Linked DNA regions of Homo sapiens: region 1 is linked to region 2. Evidence: chromatin contacts called from ENCODE Hi-C or POLR2A ChIA-PET data. All regions are on one chromosome and are shown on one strand. The core of a region is the stretch at or near the end of the contact, and the rest is flanking DNA. Distances in the headings are between cores, read along the strand shown.

What was found. Hi-C counts contacts between places; a loop is a spot of excess contacts on that map. ChIA-PET counts read pairs that join two places held with the same protein, here RNA polymerase II (POLR2A). Pooled maps may share reads with other maps.
Region 1: a loop to region 2 is called in a pooled map, with 3 times the contacts of the local background. The contact joins the promoter of BCL2L1-AS1 here to the promoter of MCTS2 in region 2. A Hi-C loop is called at or near these places in 3 of 50 pooled maps. POLR2A ChIA-PET finds 5 or more read pairs at or near these places in 10 of 52 experiments (A549, A673, GM12878 and 6 more).

What each region holds. Positions count from the first base shown.
Region 1 is chr20:31,670,443-31,676,655 of GRCh38, forward strand. It overlaps BCL2L1-AS1 (BCL2L1 antisense RNA 1), which reads left to right and starts at 4,666. Exons shown (of 4, transcript NR_187576.1): 1 at 4,666-4,773. The region is part of intron 2 of BCL2L1 (BCL2 like 1); the gene reads right to left. LOC124904883 (a long non-coding RNA gene) reads left to right here and starts at 663. Exons shown (of 3, transcript XR_007067559.1): 1 at 663-748; 2 at 1,134-1,243; 3 at 3,742-3,805. RefSeq lists enhancers at 3,293-6,213, 4,452-4,501, 4,522-4,571, 4,904-5,198, 5,169-5,268 and 1 more and a cis regulatory region at 5,569-5,586.
Region 2 is chr20:31,545,973-31,552,077 of GRCh38, forward strand. MCTS2 (MCTS family member 2) reads left to right here and starts at 1,407. Exons shown (of 1, transcript NM_001397496.1): 1 at 1,407-2,109. The coding sequence starts at 1,532. The coding sequence ends at 2,077. It overlaps HM13 (histocompatibility minor 13), which reads left to right. Exons shown (of 13, transcript NM_178581.3): 5 at 3,057-3,142; 6 at 3,235-3,360; 7 at 4,092-4,149. RefSeq lists enhancers at 1,162-2,361, 3,864-4,365, 4,366-4,865.

The DNA of each region.
Region 1 (6,213 bases), core at 3,416-5,915, 130 kb after region 2:
AACTTTCCTGAAGTAGACGGCTGGCAGCCACAGGAAATTTTCAGCTCTGGGGCTGGGTTGGAGTAAACAGGCGCTGTCCCCACAAGGGCACAAAGCATTCACTGTCCAGAAACAGTCATTCCTGGGTGGAGGGAACATTCTCATTTCAGTGCCATAGAAACATTCTCATTTCACCTGCCCCAGCTTCCACTCATGTGTTCCTGGTCATGACAACCTTCATTTCCATTTCAGCTTCTTTTCCTGGGGAAGGGGAGTAGTATTTCCAAGGGGTGTGGATTCTAAGGATTGCTTTTGCGGAGACAGCATGAGCAAAATGGGGCGTGCTGTTCCAGGGCGGGTGCTGGAGAGGCGGTGGCGTGGGTATATTTAGCCCATGGTTCACACGACACACTTGGAAATAAACAGAGCCATTTTCTCAGCAGGCGGCTGCTCTGGATAAATAAACAGGATTGCAGAGCAGCCCTGGTCTGGAAAAGCAGAGATAAGCCCCTACTGCACCTTGGGTGGCTCCCACTGGTTTTAACCAGGCTGGCATGGTAGGCAGGGGATGAGGTTTAAGAGTGGGTTGTAGGGAGGTCTCTGATGTCACAAAGGTTTCTAGGAGACCCAGGCCCAAGGGCCTGTCTGCATCCTCTGCTTGAGTTAAGAGGAAAGTGGGGTAGCTGACTTCCATGTGGGGGTTTGTAGGGCCACTGGCGACAGGCAATGGCTAATGACCTCCACAGGAGAGTCATGGATTCCTAGCCAGGTAGGCCCATGAAGTCAGCAAGGCCAACCCACCTGCCCATTCTACGTTTCCACTGCTGGTTTGTAGTAGAGCCTACACTAGAAAACTGGGTCTCCTGACTTGGCCCCTAGGAGATGCCCAGGCTAGTATCACTTTCAAGGTCCTTCTTCCAATACTTCAAGAGGCTTCAACAGTCCTGGCCACCCACTTGGAATGGCCCCACACTACATACTCCTGAGTGCTTCAGGCCCTGGTGCCTTTGCCAACACTGTCCTTTAACTGGTCACTCCATATCTTCCTCAGTTAACCAACCCCTACTAAGCCTATAGGACTCCATTTTGGAGTCCCCTCTTCCCTGCTCATCCCTCCCCAACCTCTGGGATGAATGTCTCCTTTCTGTTCCCAGACTCCTTGGACTTCTGTTTATACCAGGGGTATGCACTGAGGCTGGCATTGGAGACTCAGCCGTGAGCAAGGCTTCCATGGAGCTTATGTTCTAGTCCATTCTCAATGGTGGTAAGATCACCTCCAATGGCGTGAAGTGAAGCATTCTTAGACATTACAGTGATTTGTGGCTCTCCACAGGGCCACAGCACATAAGGAGATATAGAGTATATAGTATATATAGTATATAGGTATTGCCCTCCCATGAAATTTGAATACCTCAGCTATACTATACTATATATACCATATATATACACACAATATGTAGTATATATAGTACTGTATATACTATATATATACTTTACATATACTATATATTATATATTATACATATCTATATCTATATATACTATATATAGTATAGTATAGCTGAGGTATTCAAATTTCATGGGAGGGCAATTAGGACAAAAAAATCTGAAAAAGACTCCTTGCAGGGGTGGATGATAAAAAAAAAAGGTTGAGAAACCCTGTCTTACTGGGAAGCAGAGAGGATAACAAGAAAAAAAAAAGATAATTTTAGAGATGATAGGGTTTTAAGTCCTGGGGAGGTGACAGAGAATATCTGGGGGAGCCGGGCACAATGACTCATACCTGTAATCCCAGCACTTTGGGAGGCCGAGGCAGGCAGATCACCTGAGGTCAGGAGTTCAAGACCAGCCTGACCAACATGGTGAAACCCTGTCTCTACCAAAAATACAAAATTAGCTGGGTGTGGTGGCAGGCATCTGTAATCCCAGCTACCTGGGAGGCTGAGGCAGGAGGACTGCTTGAACCCAGGAGATGGAGGTTGCAGTGAGCCAAGATCACATTATTGTACTCCAGTCTGGGCAACAAGAGCAAAACCCTGTCTCAAAAAAAAAAAAAAGCCTGTTTTAGCAGAGGTAATAAGTGCAAAGGCCCTGAGGTGGGAGGGAGAGGAGGGGTGTTCCTGGGTTGATGGCCTCTGTGTGCCTGGTTTCCCCCAACAGTCTGGGGGCTCAGTGCAGGCAGGGACCAAGTCTGGCCCAGGACCTACTCAGACAGGCACAGACTGACTTCAGCTAGATCTCTGCCCAGAGGCAGCCAACTGAACGATGCAGGTCACCTTGTAGGTGCCTGTGACCCTGTAGAAGTCAGGTGAAAAGGTTGGCATGATGCCCTGAGGAAAGGGGCCCAAGTGCCAGAGGACCAGCCAGAGGCTGAAGTATAGTCCCTACTTGAATCTGATCTTTTAGTTCCCATCCTGGCTTCACTGCCCACATTTCCTTCTTTTTTTTTTTCTTGTAAATTTTTGGAGAGATGGAGTCTCACTACATTGCCCAGGGTGGTTTCAAACTCCTGGCCTCATCCTCCTACCTTGGTCTTCCAAAGTACTGGGATTATAGGCATGAGCAACTGTGCCCACCCTTCCCACTTCTTCCAAGTAGTGTGACTTTGAGCAGGTTACTTCACCTCTCTGGTCCATGGTGTCCTTGCTTTTTTTTTTTTTTTTTTTTTGAGATAGCCTCTCACTCTGTTGCCCAGGCTGGAGTGCAGTGGCATGATCTTGGCTCACTGCAACCTCAGCCTCCCAGGTTCAAGCAATTCTTCTGCCTTAGTCTCCCAAGTTGCCTGGGATTACAGGCACCCGCCACCACACCTGGCTAATTTTTTGTAATTTTAGTAGAGGTGGGGTTCCACTATGTTGGCCAGGCTGGTCTGGAACTCCTGACCTCAGGTGATCCACCTTCCTTGGCCTCCCAAAGTGCTAGGATTAAAGACATGAGCCACCGCACCCAGCCCTTACTTGTTAACAGTAATAAAATACTTTAGGAGCTGAGGCAGGAGGATTGCTTGAGCCCAGGAGTCTGAGACCAGCCTGGGCAACACAGGAGGACCCTGTCTCTACAAAAAAATTAAAAAAAAAAAAAAAATTAGCTGGGTGTGGTGGTATGCATCTATGGTCTCAGCAACTCAGGATGCTGAGGAGGATCTTTGAGCCTGGGAGGTCAGGGCTGCATTGAATCATGTTTGGGGCCACTGTACTCCAGCCTGGGCAACAGAGTGAGACCCTGTCTCAAAAAAACAAAAGATAAAAGCAAAGAAACAAAAAACTATTATTATGACAGCTGACCATTACCAAACATTTCAGTGTTTCACCTGTGCTGGGCACTGAGCTATAAAGCAGTCTATGCACACTAGGCCATATTTCCCAATTACATGTACAATCATCATATTCACTTGAGAGATTATTTTTTGTCCTGTCTCCCCCACTTGACTGTGTGTGGCTCTGTCACCTGTATCTCTAGAACCTGGTGTGCTATACTTGGAACACAGCAGATGCCATTCTAAATAAATCTATTTTAGAAGAACAAATGAATGCTTTCATTTGATCCTCATAACATTTATCAATAGCCCCATTTTACATATGTGAAAATGGAGGCTCCAGAATTTACCCAAGATCCCTATCTAGGAAGTGGCAAGAGTAGGATCTGTCTGAGTTCTGGCCTCACACCATTCTTTTTCTTTTAATCTATCCAAGATAGTACTTCATTCACACTCATTCTGATGTCCAATCTTGCCATCTTAGACCCTGCTATCTCTACCCACAGAAAACCTGACTTCCTTAGTGACTTCAGCAGCAGCGCACACTTCCTGAGCACATACTCTGTAAGGTACTCTTCTTGGTTTTTTTGTAGATTAGTTCATTAGTTGTCTCTACACTCTGTCAGTGGGTACTACCATTAACCCATATAGCTGATGGATATGTGGCCCACAGATGATCTGTGAATTGCTCAAGGCCATGTAGTGAGCTGGTGACCTAACTGGGATGCCTACACCAGCAATCTGGTTCAGTGCCTTTACTCCTAACGTTGATGCAGTACTCTGCTCAGTTTCTAAAGGACAATCATGGGCCAGGTCCATGTACTTCTGTGGCTGAGGAAGGCCTTCATTCTAAGTCCAGGTAACCTGAGGCTCAGAGATACTGAGACCTAGCTAAAGTGGATAAGTGGCAGCTAGCTGTGATGGCTCACACCTGTAATCCCAGCATCTTTGAGAGTTCAAGGTGGGCAGACTGTTTGAGCTCAGGAGTTCGAGACCAGCCAGGGCAATATGGTGGGACCCCCATCTCTATAAGAAAAATCTTAGAAATTTAGCTGAGTGTGTTGGCATGCACCTATAGTCCCAGCTACTCAGGAGACTGAAGTGGGAGAATTGCTTGAGGCTGGGAGGTTGAAACTGCAGTGAGCTGTGACAGCACCACTGCACTCCAGCCAGGGCGACAGAATGAGACCCCGTCTCAAAAAAAAAAAAAAAAAAAGGGAAGCCATTTTTAAGCCCCAGTATGTTTGGCAGCAAACCCCATATTCTGAGCCAGGGCCATGGCCCTGGGTCTGTCAAGGAGGGTAAAGTAGCCTGAGGCCATCAGCTGAATGAATAAGCACTGGCTCCTGCCAGCTGAGGGGAACTGGTGCCACAGGAAAAGGATGTGACGAAGACCAGGAGGGAAAGTGAAACCCTTCCGTCCTGGCTTCAGTGAGGAACAAGCATGCCTGTGCCAGACGAACCCTTCCTTCCTCTTGGGTGACTCTGGAGGGCCCAGGCCCATTGCTTCCTTCCTGCTTGGTTATTTCAGGAAAGAGGTAGGTGGAGAAGAGGAAGAGGCTACTAGCAGCCAGGAAAAGTGCCAGGGACACCAGAACTGTACCTTGTTCTGTCCTTCTCACATCCCTGCATTGGCAGGCTGTGAGTCACCTGCAGAGTCACCTTATGCTCCTGGCCTCAGTTTCCCTGAGGGAGAGGCTGATAAATGTGTGCTGAATAGACAAACATGGCCTTGCTAGAAGATCGCTGGGAGATGGTAGGAAGGGGGTAGGGCAAACGGAGAGGCCTTATCACTCTTTTGGCAGGGAGTTGCAGGCGGAGACTCGGAAGAAGTGAGGTTTGTGGTTGGAATCCACTTCCTCTGGTTTTCCCAGGGGAGCTGTTGGCTCCCGAGATGTGAGAAGAACATGGCCTTTCTCCTCTCCCCCACGGAAACATAGGCCTGGAGGTGGGCAACTTGGAGAAGCAGCTCAGTGGAGGCAGGGCAAAGAGAGGGGTGGCAAGACTGTGTTGGGGTCAACACCTCAGTCCAGCCGGCCCAGGTATGGGTGGGTGCCACAGCAAGCCTTTTGGCTTCTGAGCCTCAGTTTCTCCTGCCTTGACCTCCCTAGCAGTAGTGGTGAGATCAGGGGGTGTCATAGAGGGCTCAAGCCATCTGGGCTATAGGGAATATTTGGTGGTATCCTCACAACAAACTTCATGTTTATCTTCCTCCAACTCTGACCTGTTCAATTCAGCTGCCAGCCTCTCCTCCTCCACCTCCTCCCCCACCATTAGTTCTAAGAAGCTGTGCCTGACAGATGCACTTGCATTTCTCAGAAAAGGAAGCGGTTGTGCCGGGAGGAGATAACACCTCCGCTGGGGAATCGAGAAAGCTATCAGGCCTAGCAGTGCGAGTGTGGGCTCTCCATCTCTCTGGCTCAGAACCAGGGTGATGGGCTTGGGGGCAAAGAGAGAGAATTCAGAAAAGCATTTACTGGGGGCAGAGATGCTCATTTGGGGGCTCATAACCTCCTTCCCTGGAACCGATGGAGATAAAACAGCTGATGTTTACTAAGTACCAGGCATGGTGCTAAGTGCTTCGTGTGTAAAGAATTTGCTTAATCCTCACAATAATCCCACCGAGTACATGCTGTTATTACTCTCCAGCTTACAGATGAGGAAACAGAGGCAGAGAGGATAAATCACCCTCCCAAGGTCACAGAGGCCACAAGTGGTAGAGTTGGGATTTGAATACAGGCAGTCTGTCTCCAGAGTCCAAACATTTAACTGTTCCTGGGTGGCTGCTATGTGCTCATATAGGCTCATCCCCTGGGATTCCGATGCCTCCCGTCATCTCAACTCTCTCATTTCAACCCTGGTGACTCCCTATTCTTTCGTAAGTAGATGGCCACAGCCCTCCATTCTTCTCCCAGTGTCCAGGGTGAGAAAAACCAATACTCACCCTTGGAACAGAGTCGGAGACTCCAGGGACCTTA
Region 2 (6,105 bases), core at 157-2,656:
AGGCGTGAGTGAGCCACCACGCCCAGCAGGTATTTCTCTTGTATACAATACTGAGCATGTGAAATCTAGCACTTTTTTTTTTTTTTTTTTTTTTCGAGACAGGGTCTCGCTCTGTCGCCCAGGCTGGAGTGCAGCGGCACAATCTTGGCTCACTGCAAGCTCCACCCCCTGGGTTCACGCCATTCTCCTGCCTCAGCCTCCCGAGTAGCTGGGACTACAGGCGCCCGCCACTACGCCCGGCTAATTTTTTTGTATTTTTAGTAGAGACGGGGTTTCACCGTGTTAGGATGGTCTCCATCCCCTGACCTCTTGATTCGCCTCCCAAAGTGCTAGGATTACAGGCGTGAGCCACCGCGCCCGGCCGTAGCACTCTCTCTTACTGGTGCCTAGCACATGCTGCCTTGTCCCTAATCGGCAGCAATTTTATGTGATTGCTTTGTGCATCTCTAAGGAACCTCTGTTAAACAATTGTTGATTTTTTTTTTTTAAAGACTGAGCTTGGGCCAGGTGAGATGGCTCACGCCTCCCAGCACTTTGGGAGGCTGAGGCAGGCGGATGACTTGAGATCAGGAGTTCCAGACCAGCCTGGCCATCACGGCGAAACCCCGTCTCTACTAAAAACACAAAAAAAATTAGCCAGGCATGGTGGCGTGTACCTGTAATCCTAGCTACTCGGGAGGCTGAGGCAGGAGAATCGCTTTAACCTGGGAAGGCGGAGGTTGCAGTGAGCCGAAATCGCGCCACTGCACTCCAGCCAGGGCGACAGAGTGAGACCCTGTCTCAAAAAAAAAAAAAAAAGACTAAGCTTGGCCAGGCGCGGTGGCTCATGCCTGTAATCCCAACACTTTGGGAGGCTGATGCAGGAGGGTCACTTGAGCCCTGGAGTTCGAGGCTGCAGTAAGCCACGGTCAGTGCACTCCAGCCTGGGCGACAGAGCAAGACCCCGTCTAAAAAAATAAATAAATAAAACAGTAAAAAGGCTAGGCTTATACCACAGTCTTCAAGGTCCCAGGCCCTCTCTATCTCATGCTCCGCCATATACAGCACTGGCCCTCGGGTCAGGATAGTGTCATCACTCCACTGTCCAGCCAGAAGGAAGGAGAGGCATCCATATTCCCTGTCCATTTAGCTATAAGAGAAGCTGGAAAATGGCCGTGAGTCGGTCTCGTGTCCAGTTAGAACTAACTCATCAGGGTGCGCATCTGCAGTCTTCTGTTCCGGCAAGGAGAAAGCATTCGTATCATTTCTAGCTTGTCAAGCCCTACTGTTTCAGCGATCCTCATTGGAGAGGAATCAGCAGTCGAAGGAACAGCGGGCCAAGCGCAGTCGTGACGTGGCGTTCAGAGAGCGGAAGTTGTCAGATTTCACCGGGCCGTAAAGCGCGCTGGCTGTGTCATCTTCCGGTTAGCGACAACGGCTCTGACCGTCTGGCAGGCCGCGTGGCGCCCGCGCCGGCCTTCCTGCAGGGGACTCCACCGGAGCCTTGCCAATTCCGTTTGTTTCCCTGTTGTCGCCCGCTTCACCCTGGATCATGTTCAAGAAGTTTGATGAAAAGGAAAGTGTGTCCAACTGCATCCAGTTGAAAACGTCAGTTATTAAGGGCATTAAGAGCCAACTGGTAGAGCAATTTCCAGGTATTGAACCATGGCTTAATCAAATCATGCCTAAGAAAGATCCTGTCAAAATAGTCCGATGCCACGAACATACAGAAATCCTTACCGTAAGTGGGGAATTATTGTTTTTTAGACAAAGAAAGGGGCCTTTTTGTCCAACTCTAAGGTTGCTTCACAAATACCCTTTTATCCTGCCACACCAGCAGGTTGATAAAGGAGCTATCAAATTTGTACTCAGTGGCGCAAATATTATGTGTCCAGGTTTAACTTCTCCTGGAGCTAAGCTGTACCCTGCTGCAGTAGATACGATTGTAGCAGTCACAGCGGAAGGAAAACAGCATGCTCTGTGTGTTGGGGTCATGAAGATGTCTGCAGAAGATATTGAGAAAGTCAACAAAGGAATTGGCATTGAAAATATCCATTATTTAAATGATGGGCTGTGGCACATGAAGACATATAAATGAGCCTCAGAAGGAATGCATTTGGGGGGCTAAATGTGGATATTGATTGTGTCGTATGTGTGTTTGTGTCTGTGTGTGACAGCGTGAATACAATGCCTCTGTGGTTATGCTAAATAAGTTTAACAGATACTTTATAGAAAACAAATCAGGGTGCTCTTACCACAGATGAAAAAACAAATTAGGGGACAAGCAGCAAGCAGTCTGCTAACACTCTGGAATGTGAAAGGAGTGTCTGGACTCTGTGACTCCCGGCAAACTCCACAGCCTCTAGTTGTCTTCTTAGGAAGCTTGGAAGCAATTGAGAATGGTCTAACATCAAGATGTCTACCACAGGGCCCCCCACAAAAGCAGCCTCGGGGACTCCGGCCTTTCCTTGAGACCTGCATCTCTTCCCTTCTTCATCGCCTGCTAGTGAACTGAGGCTGCCGCTAACCTTCTTCATCCTTTGGTGGCAAAGTAGAAAGATTCCAGAATTAACTCGACCTTTCTAAAGACCTGGGCTCAGAGGCAGCTGGCACTGACTGAGCACCCACTATGTGCCAGGCACTGTGCTGAATGCATTGTAAGGACTGTCTTACTTATTCCCCCACAGCAGCCCTAAGAAGGGGTGCTGTTATCCCCTTTTTACAGATAAGAAAACTGAAGCTCAGAGAGGGCACTGCCTTCCCCAAGGTCACCCAGCTACAAGTAACAAAGCCTGTGCTTCTAACACCAAAGACCACTTCCCGCTGACACTGTGCCAGGCTTGTAAGTCTCTCTCTGGGCCTCCATTCCCTCCTGTAGGAAATTGGAGGGGTTGGGGTGGCTCCAGTGAGCTCTCCCCTTCTGAAACTCATACTAATCTGGGGCAGCCAAGGCTTAGCCCCGCCAGCCTGTGAACCTCTCACAGTGCCCACAGCCATGCCCTCCTCCGTCCAGGGGCTGACAGGTGGGAGGGGTAGCCCTGCCTCAGGGAGTGGACTTACCTGGCCTCTCTGCTCAGAGATCATCAATTATGAATTTGACACCAAGGACCTGGTGTGCCTGGGCCTGAGCAGCATCGTTGGCGTCTGGTACCTGCTGAGGAAGGTGAGTAGTCAGGACCTGGGCAGAAGGGGAGGATGGGGTTGACAGGGCAGGGTGGGTCACAGCAAGCTGGTCTCACTCCCCGCTTTCCTCAGCACTGGATTGCCAACAACCTTTTTGGCCTGGCCTTCTCCCTTAATGGAGTAGAGCTCCTGCACCTCAACAATGTCAGCACTGGCTGCATCCTGCTGGGCGGACTCTTCATCTACGATGTCTTCTGGGTGAGTCAGGCAGGGATGCCAAGGATGTCTGGCTCCGGGGCCATCTCATCTCATCACCCTGCCTCTCTGGCCCAAGTTGCAGTCATCTGACGGAGAAGAGCTGTTTTGGGCTGAAGTTCCGGACCGCAGAGCAAGTCCTCTCTGGGCCCATCTGTGAGATGGAGCCAGAGAGAGCAGATTCTACCTCTTTCTGAGAGCACACTCATGCCCGGTGCCTTCCGACCACCTGCCTCTCTTCCTTGCTAGCAGGGGTGTTACCTAATCCCATGTCTCCTTGGCAAGGGAGTTGAGACTCAAAGAAGTTCAGGTAGGGGTGGAAGAATGTTGATGAATGGGCCCAGCAAGGGCATTCACATTCACTCTGAGAGGCATCACAGAGGGACTGACGTCAGCCTGACTCAGGTACCCTTTTCCTGGCCCCAGGCAGCCTCTTCCCCTCTCAAGTGGGTAGCGCTGGGGGACTTTATCACTTGGGAGGAACAGAACTGTGAACAAACATAGGCTGCCTGGCTTGGGCCATCAGAGGTCTTTTCTATACTCCCTCGAATTTCCCCTTTGTTGCCCAGAACCAGTATCAGTGGCCACCTCACCTCAGCTTCAGATCTGCACTGGAGCCCCTCCCAGCTCCCCTCAGATCCCAGGCAGCAGCACATCTAGAAGCCCAGGGACAGCCATTCTTCCCCCCACAGCCCCTCACTTCCCTTCATACTGCTCTTTTTTTCTCCTTCTAGGTATTTGGCACCAATGTGATGGTGACAGTGGCCAAGTCCTTCGAGGCACCAATAAAATGTAAGTGACCACCCTGCCACAGGGAACCCCTTCCCCCACCCCTGCCGGGCCATGCCCCCACAGCCCGTTTCAGTCAGTGCATCTCCCTATCTCTTCCCCATGTACCTCTTCCTCCTGTGGCTCCCCAGCCTGGTTTCCTTATCCTCAATTGATTCATCTGGCTGTGTTCATCCTGCCCAGGTCCCGGCCCCTGGCCACTTGGTCGTGGTGCAGCATGGCGTGAAATGAGCCAAAATGGGAGCGAGCATGGAGGGGAAGTGTTTAACCCAGCCCGGGGGGCACGCGCAGGGGCTTTCCAGGAGAGAAAACCTCTAAGCCGAGACCCCTCACTGGGGTCCCCTTGGCACCTGAGTGTCGGGTGCTGTCTATCCCGTGCCTCTCAAACTGCCTTGGTTTTGTTCTTCAGTGTATCCACTGTTTATAAGTAATAGAAAATCCACCTACAGGTTGAGCATCTCTAATCCGAAAATCTGAAATCCAGAATGTTCCAAGACCCAAAAGTTTTTGAGCACTGACATGACACCACAAGTGGAAAATTCCACACATAAGGACTTAACACATGTGAACTGTGTTTCATGCAGGAAATAGCATTTTAAGATTGTATAAAACTCTTTAGGAGGCTGAGGCGGGAGGATCACTTGAGGCCAGCAGTTCAAGACCAGCCTGGGTAACAGCAAGACCCTATCTCTACAAAAAATTAAAATATTAGCTAGGAGTGGTAACACACATCTGTAGTCCTAGCTACTTGGGAGGATCTGAAGCAGGAGGATCACTTGAGCCTGGGAGTTCCAGGCTGAAGTGAGCTATGATCATGTCCCTGCATTCCAGCCTGGATGACAGAATGAGGCCCTGTCTTTAAAATTTATATATGTATAAATATATATGTGTGTGTACATATATAAAACTACCTTCAAGCTATTATGTATAATGTGAATTTCATATTTAAACTTAGGTTTTATCCCCAAAACATTTCATTATGTATATGCAAATATTCCAGAATTCAAACAAAGTTTGAAACATTTCTGGTTGAACCATTTCAGATATGGGATACTCAACCTGTATAACTGTCTTTAAACAAGGGGGAAATTTTGTCATCTCACACTACAGCAAGCCCAGGGGTAGAAGGCTCAGAGTGAGTTAATGACCCTCTCTTCACCAAGAGCCAAGGTTACTTCAGGACTCCCACCCCAGCATTCTCAGCATGTCCACCTGCCCCTTAGGTCATCCCTTCATGGTCCCAAGATGGCTGCCACAGCTCCCAGCACTGACTCCTCACATAGCTGTGTCCAGAAAAAGAAAGGGGAAATTATGTCTCAGGGAGGGATGGTTTTTCCCAAGTCTCCTGTGCAGTCTCCCTCATACTTTATTGGCCAAAACTGTGTCACAGGCCCAAGTCTAAACCATTCACCAGTGAGGGGGATAGGAAACATGATTGGCTTAGAGTTTAAGCTTTAGACTAGTGGAGAATCACCTGCTGGTATTACAAGGCTCAGAGAGGGGAACAGAATCCGTCAGGCATGCTAGCAAGGAAGAGAGGAAGATGCTGCCGGGAGGGCAGGCAACAGTGAGTGCATGCCATGGAAGCACTGGCTCGTGGCGACAGGCAGTCGTTGGGGGAGACTGGGGGAGATTCCACTCAGGGGATCAAGAAACAGCTGTCTTTCTCGTGACTCACTCTACCACTGCGGACAGCCTTTCTCCCTGCGTTGAGGAGAGCTTCATGGCCACAAACAGCTCCTGAATTCTGTGGTCCCAGCTTAGTGACCCCAGAGGAAAACAGGTTTCTCCCAGCTTTGGCCTGAATAAACCTACAAGACCTGGCCTGGCCCATGAGCCAGACACTCCCACTGGAGAGATGGAGGATCGTGATGGACAGGCCAGGGTCACTGCCCTCTCCAGGGCCTGGGGGCAGAGTATTGGAATTGGCAGCCCCCGAGAACCAAGTGTACACGGGGA